Linked DNA regions of Homo sapiens: region 1 is linked to region 2. Evidence: chromatin contacts called from ENCODE Hi-C or POLR2A ChIA-PET data. All regions are on one chromosome and are shown on one strand. Each heading gives the region's core, a stretch centred on a gene start or an enhancer-like site at or near the end of the contact. The rest is flanking DNA. Distances are from core to core; before and after follow the strand shown.

Evidence for each region. Hi-C counts contacts between places; a loop is a spot of excess contacts on that map. ChIA-PET counts read pairs that join two places held with the same protein, here RNA polymerase II (POLR2A). Pooled maps may share reads with other maps.
Region 1: a map of ovary shows a loop between it and region 2 (2.6-fold over the local background). The contact joins two enhancer-like sites. A Hi-C loop is called at or near these places in 6 of 168 maps with a recorded cell type or tissue (B cell, HepG2, IMR-90 and 3 more), 8 of 37 single-sample maps with no recorded cell type and 11 of 50 pooled maps. POLR2A ChIA-PET finds 5 or more read pairs at or near these places in 7 of 52 experiments (AG04450, Caco-2, HepG2 and 3 more).

What each region holds. Positions count from the first base shown.
Region 1 is chr3:99,866,470-99,874,167 of GRCh38, reverse strand. All of the region lies in intron 1 of CMSS1 (cms1 ribosomal small subunit homolog), which reads right to left. The region is part of intron 4 of FILIP1L (filamin A interacting protein 1 like); the gene reads left to right. The region is part of intron 1 of LOC105374010 (a long non-coding RNA gene); the gene reads right to left. Among named protein-coding and RNA genes, the nearest start is that of HP09053, 46 kb to the right of the region's middle. RefSeq lists a silencer at 5,729-6,023. Within about 2 kb of position 5,637, at least 7 of the 41 ENCODE cell types and tissues checked have a DNase peak (open chromatin) inside an H3K27ac peak, as active enhancers do; they include ovary, where a contact is called at or near this core.
Region 2 is chr3:100,070,620-100,077,296 of GRCh38, reverse strand. The region is part of intron 1 of CMSS1 (cms1 ribosomal small subunit homolog); the gene reads right to left. All of the region lies in intron 1 of FILIP1L (filamin A interacting protein 1 like), which reads left to right. Among named protein-coding and RNA genes, the nearest start is that of FILIP1L, 41 kb to the left of the region's middle. RefSeq lists enhancers at 2,750-3,284, 3,285-3,819 and a silencer at 4,361-4,440. Within about 2 kb of position 3,101, at least 10 of the 41 ENCODE cell types and tissues checked have a DNase peak (open chromatin) inside an H3K27ac peak, as active enhancers do; they include ovary, where a contact is called at or near this core.

The DNA of each region.
Region 1 (7,698 bases), core at 4,388-6,887, 210 kb after region 2:
ATCGATTTTTTAAAATTTAAAAATAACACTCTTTAATATTCCACACTTTTTCCCATTTATTAACTTTAAAGCATGGTTCAAAGAACAATCACATAAGACCTCTTTTAAAACTGAAAGCTAAGTATGACTTATCATGGATACCCTATCTCACACTGGGCTCTTTGGATGAGCAATTTCTTAGTCCTTGGGACAATCTGTATGATGGGAAAATGTTTTTGATAGAATGAATGTGAATTTCTACACTTCCAAATAAAGCACATAATAATTTTATGCTTAGTAAGTTCATTTGCACTTTTGTGGTGATTAACCTTAACTGTTAAGCCCTGGTATTTTTGTGCTATTTTCCTAATGCTGTGATGGAGACTATAGTAACAGCCAGTATGAAAACACAAATCAAGCCTTGACTTAATTTTCCGGTTCTCTTGCAGTTCCCATTAATTTGCCTTCTCAAAAGGCTGTAAATTTTGTTTAAGGGTTCTCTGCTGTAATTTCCCCTCCAAAAAAGTGCCTTTGGTAATAAATGGATTTTGAGATTTAAGAAAAAAAACTGAAAATGTAGGAGGAAGAATAAGATTCCAATAATTCTGCTTAGGTCATGTTCTGTCCATGTCTAGTGCTTCAGGGCAAAGTGAACATTTTACAAGGTGAATAGAAAAAAAACATACAGCCCCTCCTATTTAAAGGAAAAAGGAAGAGGGGCAAGAAGAGAACTGTTTATAAAAGACTGGATATTGTGGATGTAAGGCAATATTGGTCTCAACCTGCTTCAGGAACTGAAATGGCCCCATCTGTTGTTCACAGAGCCTGTCATCTTTGAAAAATCTAATACACCCTACCTTATCTGTTGGACATATTAATTTTAAACGATTTTAAGGTCCATTTAATTTGTATTTGACCATGAATTCAGCTTCAATTTAAACTGATTGTTTAGTTTTTGTAAATTATATTTAAATAAGGATTTAAAGATGAAGAGACACTGCATATGCAGCCAGCATCACAAACCTTCAAAGCAATATTTCTGTGGTTGCTGCTGTCATCACCACAACATTTTCTAGCCACCAACCCAGTCACTTATGCTTAAAGTGTGCTGCAATGACTTTTAGAACCTCCTATGGCTGGTCATTTTCTACTTAAAATGAGGTAGGACATTCATGTTTTGAGTCATTTTGTTAGGTACACTAATTCCTAGCAGATTATCACCAACACTTATCAGCCTTTGCACATCCCTCCTTTTTTTAAAAAAAAAAAAAGACTTGAGATTCTCCTTGACCTTCATCTGCACTAACATCGTCTCTGCCTGGGAAAGCTGGGCAAACAAAAATGGGAAGGCTTACCAAGGAAAGTCCCTGGTTTCTTTTTCAGATATGAGAAACACTCCCTCTTCATGCTTGTTCTCTGAGATGCTTTAGCAGATTAAGATAGGACAGCAGCAGTTTTAATTCTGAGCCCAAGAACGAGAACACATTAGCAGTATTCTTTTTCCAGTCTGACCGTCCTCACATTTCTATGCTCTACTGGCTCCAAAATATGATAAATTGTTAAGTATAGAATTTTTTTTAAACAAGCTTGGGGAATGATGTGTTTGTGGGGGCAGGCAGGGGAGCAGTAGGGAGGTAAGTAGAGGAGTAGATAGGTAAGTGTATGATTGGGACAGACAGGATGCAGACATACCTCAACTCCTTGTGTCTGTTTATGATAACTACTTATTCTAGCCTAAAGGAGTTATTATCAGCAAAAGAAAGCATACATTACATCAGAACAGCAAACATTCAACTATGAATTTGAGAAGTACCTTGATAAGGTACTTGACTATATGGAAAATGGGATACCCCAGGCCCCACAGTCACACACACACACACACACACACACACACACACACACACACACACACACACACAGTCCTGGCACAGAATATCCACAGAATTTTACAGCTGGAAGGGGCAATGGAGGTCATCTGATCCAAATGCCTCACTTTACAGAAGAAACTGATGTCCACAGTGTGACTTGCCCCAGAGACACAGCTATGCAGAGGTAGGGCCAGGGCCCCCTGCATTCTTGGGCTACAGCTCACCAGTAGTTTTTCCTTAATTAGTGCTAGGAAGAGAGGAGAACAGAAGCCCCAGAAAAAGCCTCAGTACTGTAGGTGTTAATTTAGATATAAAATCCATTAAAAAAAGAAAGTAGAAAGGTTCAAAGTTCTTAAGTATAAGCAATAAAAAAGCAAAGGATAAGGAAGCATTGTGAAAATCAATACAATTTAATCAGGCTACAACAACAGAAGGGAGGTGATAAAGGGAGGAAAGAGAAAATAAAAAATAAGTGTATTTAAAGGTCCTCCGGCTGGCAAATCCCACTCTCTACTTGGAAGGTGAGAGGTGCCCTGGAAAGACTGTGTACTCTGTGGTCAAAGACATTTGGGTCTGAACCACTAACTTGACAAATGACCTTCTATTAGTATCTTCCAGCTAAGCATTTTGCACTCCTCAGACGTCCGCAGCTAGCAGGATCCCTTTCAAAATTCAAAGTGACTCAATGCCTTCAAAACAACCTCCCCCAAAACTGCAGAGGAAGTCACCTATGAAGGCTACAAGCTCCTGGTGGTACTTACCCTGCTTTATTTTCCTTCAAACTGTGCACTGTGATGTGACATTAAATTACTCATTAATGATTTATTTGCTTATTATCTGTCTCTTGGACTATAAACTCCTTCAGGGTCAGTTTTACAACCAGCTTTACCTCCAGTGCCTAGGAAAGTACCGAGGTACAATTAGTAGGTGTGTTGCTGGGACAGAAAAGGTGTTGGATAAATATATGAACAAATTACAACCTAGAAGCTGCTTATTTGATACAAAAAAAAAGTGTTTCTGCAAACAGTGGGCTGTGGAGGGCCCCTTCTTCTAGATTTTGTTTAGGAGCTGAAAACAAATCTCAGCCACTACTTAAAGCAACCATATGGAAGTGACTTACAGAAACCAGTTAGGCTCAGGTTAAGTCAAGGCAGTGAACTTAACTAGAAACCAAGTTAGGCTCAGCTTAAGTCAAGGCAGTGAAATCTGCTTTGTATGGCAGTGTATGTTATATAGGCAGACTAAGTCAGATGCTTTTCTGCCCATCTTCATCTACCTCAGTTTAATTCCCTCCCCAATAAAATGAGACTTTGTATACCTGGTGAAGGAGTATCAGGTGAGTCACCCGGGGGCATGGAATGGCCTTCAAGCAAAATATGGAAGAACACAGTGCAGTGGTTAATGAAGGGTGGACTCCTCTGAATTTCTCTAATCTCTGTGCCTCAGGTGAAGGCCTGGAAGATGCACTTACGGGGCACAAATGGCTTATCTTTGCCATGCAGCAGACTGCCTTTTCCCAAGCATGTACTTCATTCCAAAGTTTCTGTGGGTAAACCAGTGTATCTCCCAGATTTTACAGAAGAGTGATTTTTCTTTAATTTCAAAGTTACTCCAATGTCAACCTGTGAAGCTAGCCTAGGGCTTATAATTCTCCTCAGCAGTAGCAAACATTTACTGAGCTAAGCACAAGGCATGAAAACAGGCCCAGCAACTAAGTTCACCACACACCATACCATGTCACTAACCCAGCTATAGCTACTAGCATGGACTGGTACCACATTAATGACAAGGACTAAGATCACTAGCAGCTCTTGGACAACAACTTCAATTATGGTCCCATCCCTGCTCTATTTTAATTGACTGGTAATGCAATGAAGGTAGGAGAGATCAGCTACACATAAAAACTAAGTAAAGATAAACAATGTGGGAGAATGCTTATAAAAACTTCAACAGAATATAGTCAATGGCCAACCTTGCTGAATAGTGACACTGAATTGACAGGGATAAATGTTAGTGTCTCAACGGTGAGACTAAAAGAGTAAGAATAATGGGTGGATAAATCAGAGTTCTACTCTTCTTAGCTCTGCCATCCATTTACTGGGTGAGCCTCCTGTTCCCTTGGTTTCTACAAATTACAAAAAGGGAACAATGTCATCCACCCCAAGTATTTCTCAGTACTCAATAAAGATTGAATAATGAGCAATAACCCTCATGGGAACTCTGATCAAGTAGAGAAGAGACAATATAAAAATAAAAGCTACTGATTATATCACTACAGAGACAAATTAGCTAAAGAAAATGAGGGTAATTTGAGGGAAAGAGTCCACATGTAAATGGAGAAAAGATGAACACAGCTGTAGCACTTGGGCCTGTGAGAGCTCCAAATCACTGTATCTAAAGCAGCCTCAAGGCTGAGGTCAGTCCTCTAAGATGGGCTGCCCTGACAGAAGCAAATCTGCCAGATTTATTGTGTCTCATGGCCCACCAGTCCTGGAACAAAAGTTTAAAGGTGAAATATGTTTTTCTCTTTCTTTTTAAAATGCTTTTTTATGTGAATCAAAACAAAAACAAATCTCTGAGCAGAGATCATAAGTGGAATGTAAAACATCACATTTGGGCTCGCAAGACTTAAGTGTCTGCCTGTTAAATTTGAAGAAAAGGAAGGAGTTGCCTGGTCCAGGAGCCTAGAGAGAACATGAGAAAGTTGCTGGTTTCTTGCTGAAGACAAACACCCATTCAGTGAGATATTGTGGAAGTCCCTTAGTCTTAACTTGTTAGTCTGTTAATTGGGAATGGCAGAAGAAGTGAATTACTCTGTGGAATTTTGTGAAAATGAATCCACTGCTGCTAAAAGGAAAATTATCTACTTTTCAAACACTCATATTATTAAAATAAATACATTATGTTTGAAGTCGCATATTATTCTTGAGGCTTTCAAATAAAAGTGAGAGTAACTTTGCCAAGTGATTTGGGGCTCCACTAATCTCCCCCCAAATTCTGCCCCATAAAATTCTTTTTACAGTTCAATAAAATTCATTAGGCTGAACACAGATGCAAAGAATCACAGGCAAAGTTAAGATTCTCTGGCCAATTTTCCCCATCTGGACTTTAATTAAATTTGTCTCCAAGTGAATTCTTCTCTTCACTAAATGGTTCTCCTTCCAGAAGTGACAAGAACAAGAGGAACAAAACTCTACTTGTCCTTCTTCCATTCTAATAACAAGTCATTCTGAGAACTTTAGGTACCACTCAGCCTAAGGGATGGTTATACTCCCCTAGGAAGTGGTTCTTTTTACCTCTCTATCATTTGGTCAAGTATGCACAGAGTTCAACCCATATGAGGGATACAGAGGTATTATTCCTTTAAGGAGCTTACAGTTGGCTTAACGGCAAAAGTAATATACTAAAACAAATTAGAAAGCAGTACAAAATAATGTAGAATATTTAGGTAATAAAGCTGTAAGGGCTGTGGGGACTTAGAAAAGGAAAATCAGCCAGGGTTAGACAAGTTAAGAAACATTCATGGAAAAGATGGGAACTGAAATGTAAATGGAGATGACTGAATGCAGCATTCCAAAAAAGATGGCAGACTTATTCTTCAGAAGTCTATTATGAAAGGAGAACCTGAGGTTAAAAGACAAATAAGGCTTGTGCCAAGATCAGAGCACCCAAACTGTAAGTTTAAAAACCCATTATTTGGCCTTCAGAACAACCTGGACTTATGCAGAAAGGAAGGCAGCTTAAAGTAACATCACTTCTTAACCTGAAGCTTAAACGTGATGAAGCAGTTGGCACAGTGCCAAACCTATAGCAGCTACTGTTACTCTTCTGGTTATGCTAGTCTATCCATAGGGATGATGCTCCTTCATCATCTGGTGCTGCTGGGCTGACATATAGGGGGCTGTCTCAGGCCAAAGAGGAGGTCCTTTGTAGGATGCAGTCATGAAGAATTCCTGTTCTCAGACACCCAGCTGTGAAGTGGAGTAAAGGATTAAGCTTGTTGAAGATCTGTCTCTAGCGTGCCTAACCTTAGCCACTCTGTAAGGAGAGGTTACCCTTTACCTTGATTTCCCTGCTACAAGGCAGTCCCTCCTGTGAGAAACCCACAAGAACTTTCCTAAAAATGTCTTACTCATCTGAAGTAAGAAACAACTTCCTGAGCAGGTAAAGGACCGAAGAGAGCTGGTGACTGCAAAAGGCTTAAAAGCTAGTTTGGAATCTCCCTGTTTTACCATGCACCCACAAAAAACAAATCTGTAAGACAAATCTTTACAACCTGGGCTAAATGGCTTATATCAGATCCTAGCCACAAACAATAAAGAGTCTCTTTTGAAATTAACAGTCTAAATACTTTTTGCCTAGGTGTTAATTTTTCAGTTTAATTGTACTTTGAATTTAGTATAACATTTTAAGTACTTATTTGCTTTTACAGCATACTTACAACTTGTGAACTACAACAGACTCAAATAAATCTGAATCCCATGGAATTCCAATTACGGTTTTCCATTCTTTTGAACCATTGAGACTTGATGAGCCATAAAATCTCTTGACATGTGAATTTGTATACAGTGTTATATAGGAAAGAAGGGAGGAAAGGACTCTAAAGATTGTTGGGAGTATTTATTTTGTGGAACTGAGATTTGAGATTGCCAAAGGCTTTGTAGACCTTAGAGACAAAATTGCACTGCTCTTCCCATGTTGCAGCTAAGGTGACAAGCAGATGAGGTAAGGTCAGATAGTTAAGTCACTAGCAGATTTTGGTCCAACATTTCCTGTCCATCAGATATGTGGCTTTTCAATTGTTTAATACCTGGGGTTCTGCTTTCTTTGTTTTTAGCTGTGAATTAGTAAACTTTAAAAAGCGATGAATAGTGAAGCCAGAGCTTTTTTCAAAAACCTTTTTTTCAGCTACTAAAACCTGAGATAGTTTGCCTTCTCTTAAAATTCAAATCACAAGGTAAGATATGGTCAGGGCAAAAATGGATGGTATTCAAATAGCACATACATGAGGTATACTATAGCCATTTCTTTAACTGCCACAAACAGAACATTTCTCACATAGATAAACTAAATGGGTGAAACTCCTGCTCAGGGACAGTATAAGCAGCAGACCCAGGGCCAAGAGAAGTGGGGTACAGTCATTGCTCTCACCTCTAGCAGATATGCTGTTGACCACTGTCATATTTTGATGGAATTACTCCTTGCTATGCAAGCTTAATATCCTCTAGAACATGTTCATCTTAAAAGAACCCAACTTACAGGAAAGGAAGTATGATCAGACTGTTTATGCATTTTCTGTCTTCTCAGTATTCAGAAGTTGCTGAAAAGGAAAACATAACCCAAATGCTCTGGACTTACAGTCAAGGGAAAATTAAACAAGGCTCAGATAACCAAAATAATTTTAATTTGTACAAAGCATGCAAGAGGACAAGCAAAACACAGACCACAAGAAAAATGGTCATTCATGTTCCAGCAGATTACAGAATAAAACTTTTCCACCTGTCTGTAATTAGAGATGGCATATGGCCCAAACTCTCACTTTGCAAAAATCATGGAAAAGATATAAACCAATCATCCTCAGGAACTAGGAAGAGTGGGTAAAGGTAGAAGTAGGATGCTCACTGTGGCTCATGATTTAATTGTTTACTCAGCAGGAAGCCAAGCCACACATTAACCCTCATCCTCTAACTGCCTGAACCTCTAAGTACTCTTAAATGTATTAAATTTCCCTATTTTCCTTGCTCCTTGTTTACTGATTTATGACAGCTAAAATCGAGGACCCAAAAAAGTCCTCTAAGGATCAAAATGTTTCACATTTTATACTCTTCAGGCTGCTATCCATCCTGTTTCT
Region 2 (6,677 bases), core at 1,852-4,351:
AAGAACACCATGCATCACTGATTGGGAGCTCACAGGATAACGGCAGATAGAGAGTTTCTGCATGATGGTGTGTTCCCATTTGCTTGGAACCTACGAGCAACATGTGAAAGTATGCAGTTCCTAAGTTCTTTGCATGTCAAGTACAAGCTATCCAAGCATCCACTCTTCTTTCAAAGGACGCTAAATGCAAAACACAGCTGTCTGTGACCTTGGGAGACCTAACCGGAATCTGCAAACAAGCTTATGTAAGCGTACCCTGGCCAGCCTTGTTCCGAAAGCCCTCTCTAATTAAATGAGAGTTTTGATTTCTTATGTGGAACAGTAAAGGGTCTTCTGGGAAGAGACATCTCTTGCAGGAACTGTAATTTGAAAAGTAATTTTTGTCTCTATTGCATCCTTAACTACACAGGACATAATAGTGGGCAAGAAATGATAGCAGAGCTGTAAATACTGAGTAAGTCTGACTAATTCCCAGGCTGCACAAAAGATCTTATTAAACAACTTTATTAATGACCTGGAAATCTGAGAAGACGTTACATTAATAAGTTCCTCACATGGCACTAAAGGTGGAGATGGTAGAAGAAACAGAGGTGAAGTCAAACAATATTCATGGATCCCTGGAGATCAGAAAAATGAACAGTAAAGTACACAGTGAGTTCAGTCTGGCAAAATACAATTAAGTACAAGTATCCAGGAAAAAATAACTCAGAAGACTGACATTCAGTGGGGATGAAACCTCGAAAGCATGTCAAAAGCAACCAGATAGATACTGTAACCCACAGATTAGATAGGATTTTGCAATATAACAGAAATAGCAAAGCATAAAGTAGATGTGAAGCTGTCCATCAGAGGGGCTCAGCACATGCTGACAATGATAAAAGAAAAAGAAGGGTGTTGGGCGGGTGGTGAGTAAAAACAGCTCAGTTATTAAGTCCAAAAGTGTAAGCACCTGGACTTTGGCTTTAAACATTCTTTCAGAAAGATGAAAAGCATCTGAGAGGCCTTTAGAGAGGGAAAAATATATTTACAGAGATAAGCATATGATGAGAGATTAAAGGAATGAAACAGACAAGCCTCCACTGAGCAGTGACAAAAAGAGGTACTTAACTCTGATCAAAATTATTGTTTACATTTTTAAGGGTTTTCCGGGCAAGATAACTAACAAATATATTTCTTAATTATACATATGGCAGATGAAACAGTGAGTTTCCAGGAAGCATCAGCCCTGCCCAAAGCCATGTAGTTGAAAGAAGACTCAGAATCACAGAATTTTAGGCAGGAAATGATCTTAGAAATTACATAGTTTTGTGTCTTCAAAGTGAGGTCTGAGGGCCTATTGCCTGGAGAGCTTATCAGAAATGAAGATTTCTAGGCTCCAACTCAGCTCTCCTGAATCGAATCCTAATACCCCAGAAGGATTAGCTCAAGAAGCTTGTAGAGTTTAAGATAAGTTTATAGATAAGAAAAGTCAAGCTCAGAGATAAATTGCCCCAGGTCAGTCATCAATAGGTCCTGGTTTCAGGTCCAACGATGTTACTATCACTGTGGGATGAAATTCTCCCCAAATCTATAAATTGCCTTTATAATTAGTTATTACCATGTTGTGTAATTTTTCCGAGAATTTATATTATAGATGTTGCTTCATTTAATTCTTGTGTAATAAGGAAAAGAAGATAAAAGAAAACAGAGTCTGCCATCAGTGGGTATAGGAGACAGTTAAAAAAAAAAAAAGAAAAAGAAAAGAGAAGACAAAGATTGGGATATGAAGTAAAAAGCAAAAACCCGAAGCTTCGAATAAAGCTTTGAAGGTAAGAGAACTTATAAAAATGCAAGAGATGTTTAAAGAACAAATTATGGTCTTCCTAACCTCTAAGCTTCCTAAAATAAAAGTGGAATCTCTGCTCGTTATCATAAGCCCTTCTCTCCTGTAGGGTAAAGGACACGAGGATGAGAACCAGACTGTGGGTTGTCTCTGTATCCATTTCTGTGGCAGCAACTAGCATGCTCTAGATTGTTCTCTTGTGTCATTAGAAGTCCATTATTTGAAAGGTAATCATATTGCATTGATATATCTTCTTTTAGCAAAAGCTGACCAGGAAGTGTTTCAGGTTGATCATTTCTGGTTTTGACGATCTCTATCTAATGTAATCCTTGTAGGGAGAATCTGGGTTTGACCCCAGGATAAACCAAAACAAAGGGAACTAACATAGACCAATAAAATATATCCTAAAAAAATATAAGCAATTAAAATAGCTTTATACAAACAAAGGTTTATAAAAAATCATTATTATAAAAGAAAATCAGGCCGGGCATGTTGGCTCATGCCTGTAATCCCAGCACTTTGGGAGGATAAGGCTGGTGGATCACTTGAGGTCAGGAGTTCGAGACCAGCCTGGCCAACACGGCGAAACCCTGTCTCTATTAAAAAGACAAAAATTAGCCAGGAGTGGTGGTGCGCACCTGTAATCCAAGCTACTCTGGAAGCTGAGGTAAGAGAATCGCTTGAACCCAGTAGGCAGAGGTTGCAGTGAGCCAAGATCGTGCCATTGTACTCTAGCCTGGACAACAGAGTGAGACTTCGTCTCAAAAAAAAAAAAAAAAAAAAAAAAAAAAAAAAAAAATCAAATGTTGCACATGCATAGAAAATAAGATTAAAAGAAACATTGGGAACCAAACTTCAACAGAAAGATGTATTTCTCAAGCATAGTTTTTACTAGTTTTTAGATAAATAAGAAAGCTTATTTTATTATAATTTTGCCAAACATACTGGCTATAGAATAAATTTGCAAAATGATTTCTGGAACATGATAAGAGATCCACAGAGAAAAATGTAGCAGAAAGATGGGTATTCAAGTTACATTTTAGAGTAGAAAAGGCCTCTGGAAAACAGATTTCAAAGAACAAGTTAATACAAGGGAAGAAAGCCTCTGATTTTTAATAAAGCCACAACATTGACATCTTGTCTGTTCCCAGAGTGTAGGGATTCAGCAACGGAAACCTTTGCCTTGCATTTTGGAGCTGGCCTGGGAAAGCAGCGAAGAGCTCTCCACAGTCTGTGCCTGGAGGCCCAGGGGGGCTGTCAGATTTAGAGCTCTCGGACTCCACTGCAGGATAAACAGCTTGGGATTCTTCTTTAATGACAACAGCGTATCAGCTCTTTTTGAGGTTACAGCATACATAAACAAGATCTGCCTCATATTTTCCAGTTGTGGAGGAGGGAAGGGAAAAAAAAGGCCCCCACAAACCTTTTCCCGCAGTTAACAGTAGAAGACGACTTGCTTTTACTTGAATGCAAGACTGAAAAAAGGGAAGGAGAACCATGGCGTGCAAAATGGCCACACCGAAAGGAAACAGGAAAACCATTACTTCCTCTGTGAAAACTTCAGTGGGCAATCAAAGGGAAGAAAGGTAATGAATGTTGAATTCTGGTGTTTTAAAAGGAAAGGGACATAAGCTTAAAAAGAGTGAGTGGAAAGATTCTTAATAAAGCCCTCCTGGAGACAAGACCCACAGAGGAATCAAACAGGAGATCTTGCCCGGCACACACCCTACTCTGCATTTGAATGTAGAGTGAACACCGGCTGTCATGTTAGAAGACAGACCAGTGGGTTATTTCCTAGGCTTCCTCAAGGTTTATTACTGGCATGAAAAACTTCCTGGCCTTCTTTGAGGAGCTCTAACAAAATGTGCTAAATGAAGATATTTACTCATAGAATTCCCTCTCTTGCATCCTGGACCCAAGTTCCTTATTTCTTTTTGGATTCAAGAAAACCTCAAGATTTCTGTTTTCTTGACCTAAGCCTACAATTCCCTGCAATCTCCTCTACCCCAGTCTTTTCGAGGAAGCTGCAGACAACATTTACTCTATTTGTATTTAAATGTATACTTTCATGACAGGACAGCTTGCTTCATTTTGCTGTCCTGGGCCAGCAAACTTTTTTTGTGAAGGACTTGATAGTAAATATTTCAGCCTCTGTAGGCTATGCAATCTCTATCACAAGAACTCAACTTTTCTGTTGTAGGATGAAAATAGTCAGATAATATATAAATAAATGAGTATGGTGGAGTTCCAATAAAACTTTATTTATAAAAACAGGTGGCAAACCAGATTTGGCCCACAGGCTATAATTTGTGACTCCTGGTACTAGTTCTCCCCTGTTCTATAATATAACAGCATTCTTAAAAAGTGGTGGGCAGATGAAAGAAACATGATGGTTTCCATTTTATTATGAACATACACATAAACTAATTATGCTTTGCCTCTGATATTAATCAAGATATATATTAAGGAAGTGGATGTAAAAAAAAACTTTAAAAAGTGCTCTTCAAACATATGCTATCATCATTATTCTCCCTACCCTGTGACAAAAGCAGCCTCAGTGTTCACTCTTCTGGCGAGGTTTTCAGTGACAAGTTAGAGGAAGTGGGTAGGTAGTTTATGGGGGAAGGAGAGGATTATTTCTTGTATTGAAGTGACTCATGAGTCCCTAGAATTTGAGAACCTCTGTTCTTTAGCAAGCTGTCCCAATTAAATAACTATACATTATCAAGTGAGGTCAGGTGATAAGTCCTCATCACCTCTGTCCAGTAGATAATCTGTATTTCAGCTGTGTTCAAGCAATCCCATATTTCTGGAAGGCAATAAAGATTTCCTAATTGTTGCAAAGAAGACTGTACCAGCTGGGGATTGGAGGTGGGGTGCGATGGTCGGTTGACAGTTAAAATGCTGGAACTGGATGCCAGAGAAGGTGTCACAACTTTACAAAGTAATGCAAGATATTGCACCACTGCAAATGCCTCAGTTGATGAAATCAGTCATAAGAGAAAATCAGGCACCATTAAGGGCCATCTAGAAAGGGGGGAATCCAGGAAGTCAGCCAGAGACAACTCTGTTACTTGAGCTCCAAGCCTGAATCAAGGAGAGCTCTCAGAGCCATGTTCAAGTTTGAGCCCAGATTTGGAAATGCACAGAATGAACTAGGGCAGGAGGCCAATGAGAAAATTATCTCCTATCAATTTTACACACATTCTATTTCTGACTGAATAATCCTTGGGTTTGGGCTTGGGGAGATAGAGCTGAAAGACTTTGGCACATGAGATTTGCAGTGGCCAAGATCAGTAGACCTTTAGTTCACAGCATATTGCCTAGTGTTTGGTCTTAAAATATGGTCCATGTAACGCTCAAGTGGGTGATGAGTCCATCTTTCTCTTCTGGAAGAATGACAGTTTTAAGTCCATCAAAGATGACAGTTTTATCCTAACGTGCTAATTACTTTGCCACGGAGACAACTGGTCCTCTGAACTGCTGCAGATGAGAGAGTTCCCTATATTTCAGTTTCAGTCTGCCGATCAAGACACCAAATTGTAAAAATGTAATTAGCTGATATGGCAAAGTCCCCCTGAAGACACCTGGTTGATGGGTCACTGGTTCACACCTGGGAAATAATGAAGTTGGGTGCCCAATAAGTGTAAGCCTTGAGAGCTGACAGGAAAAGGGACCAGGGCAGGAAGAAGACAATAAGAGGTGAAAAGTCAGGAGGTAGAGCCAGACAAGGATCATTTGGGGAGGAGCAGTCTTGGCCAAGAAAGAGCAATTATGGAGCAGAATAAAAGAAAGACCTAAGAATGGACCAAGGAAGATCTGTCCAGGATAAAGATGTGTCCAGAAGTTGACTTCCAACACTGGCCCGAGGACATCAAAAATGGGGCTTGGCTCTGACTGGAACCAGTAGGACAGAAGACCCACACCCTTGGGCTATTCTGTACTCTGCCCCCCACCCTTCTCCCATGTAAATTTTAGTGAATGCTTTGAAATCCAGGCAGGCTCAGGAAGAGGAAACAGTATCTACTTTGACTGTCTTTCTCAGGTGAAGGCCAGGCTACAGTTAAGATGGGGAGGCTGGCAGTCTCAGCAGGAACTGAGCATTACTGAGGCAGTTCTTCCCCATAGAACAGGAGGTCACAGTCCCTGTCCCTTACTGTCTTCTTGATGTACAAGTTTCTCCATCTTACCCAGCTAGTTATGTAGCAAATTCAGCTCTCAGGAGATGAAGTGAGTAAGAGAAAATCAGGATAAAATCTAATTTCTTTTCTCCACTTCCCCAGCATAAATTGACAGTGATATGTCTGAAATAGGGGGTAATTATAAGAACTTAAAAAGAAAGTTTGGAAATGCTAATCCATCCAAAAAAAAAAAAAAAAAAAAAGAGAGAGTAGCTTCTCTTAAAAACAAACAAACCCCTTTCTTTTAAAAAAAGAACTTGGCTTATTTTTTTCTGTATAACTGAATAGCTTAAAAGCAAAACAAAAAAAGGGCATTACATAGTGAGAATTTAATAAGGAAAATCATACACAAAGAAAACCACAGGCCAGGCGCGGTGACTCATGCCTATAATCCTAGCACTTTGGGAGGTCAAGGCAGGCAGATCGCCTGAAGTCAGGAGTTCGTGAATATCCTGGCCAACATGGTGAGACCCGGTCTCTACTAAAAATACAAAATTAGCCAGGCATGGTGGCACATGCCTTTAATCCCAGCTACTTGGGAGGCTGAGGCAGGAGAACTGCTTGAACCCGGGAGGTGGAGGTTGCAGTGAGCCGAGATTGCGCCACTGCACTCCAGCGTGGGCCAAAAGAGTGAAACTCCGTCTCAAAAAAAGAAAAACAACAACAACAAAAAA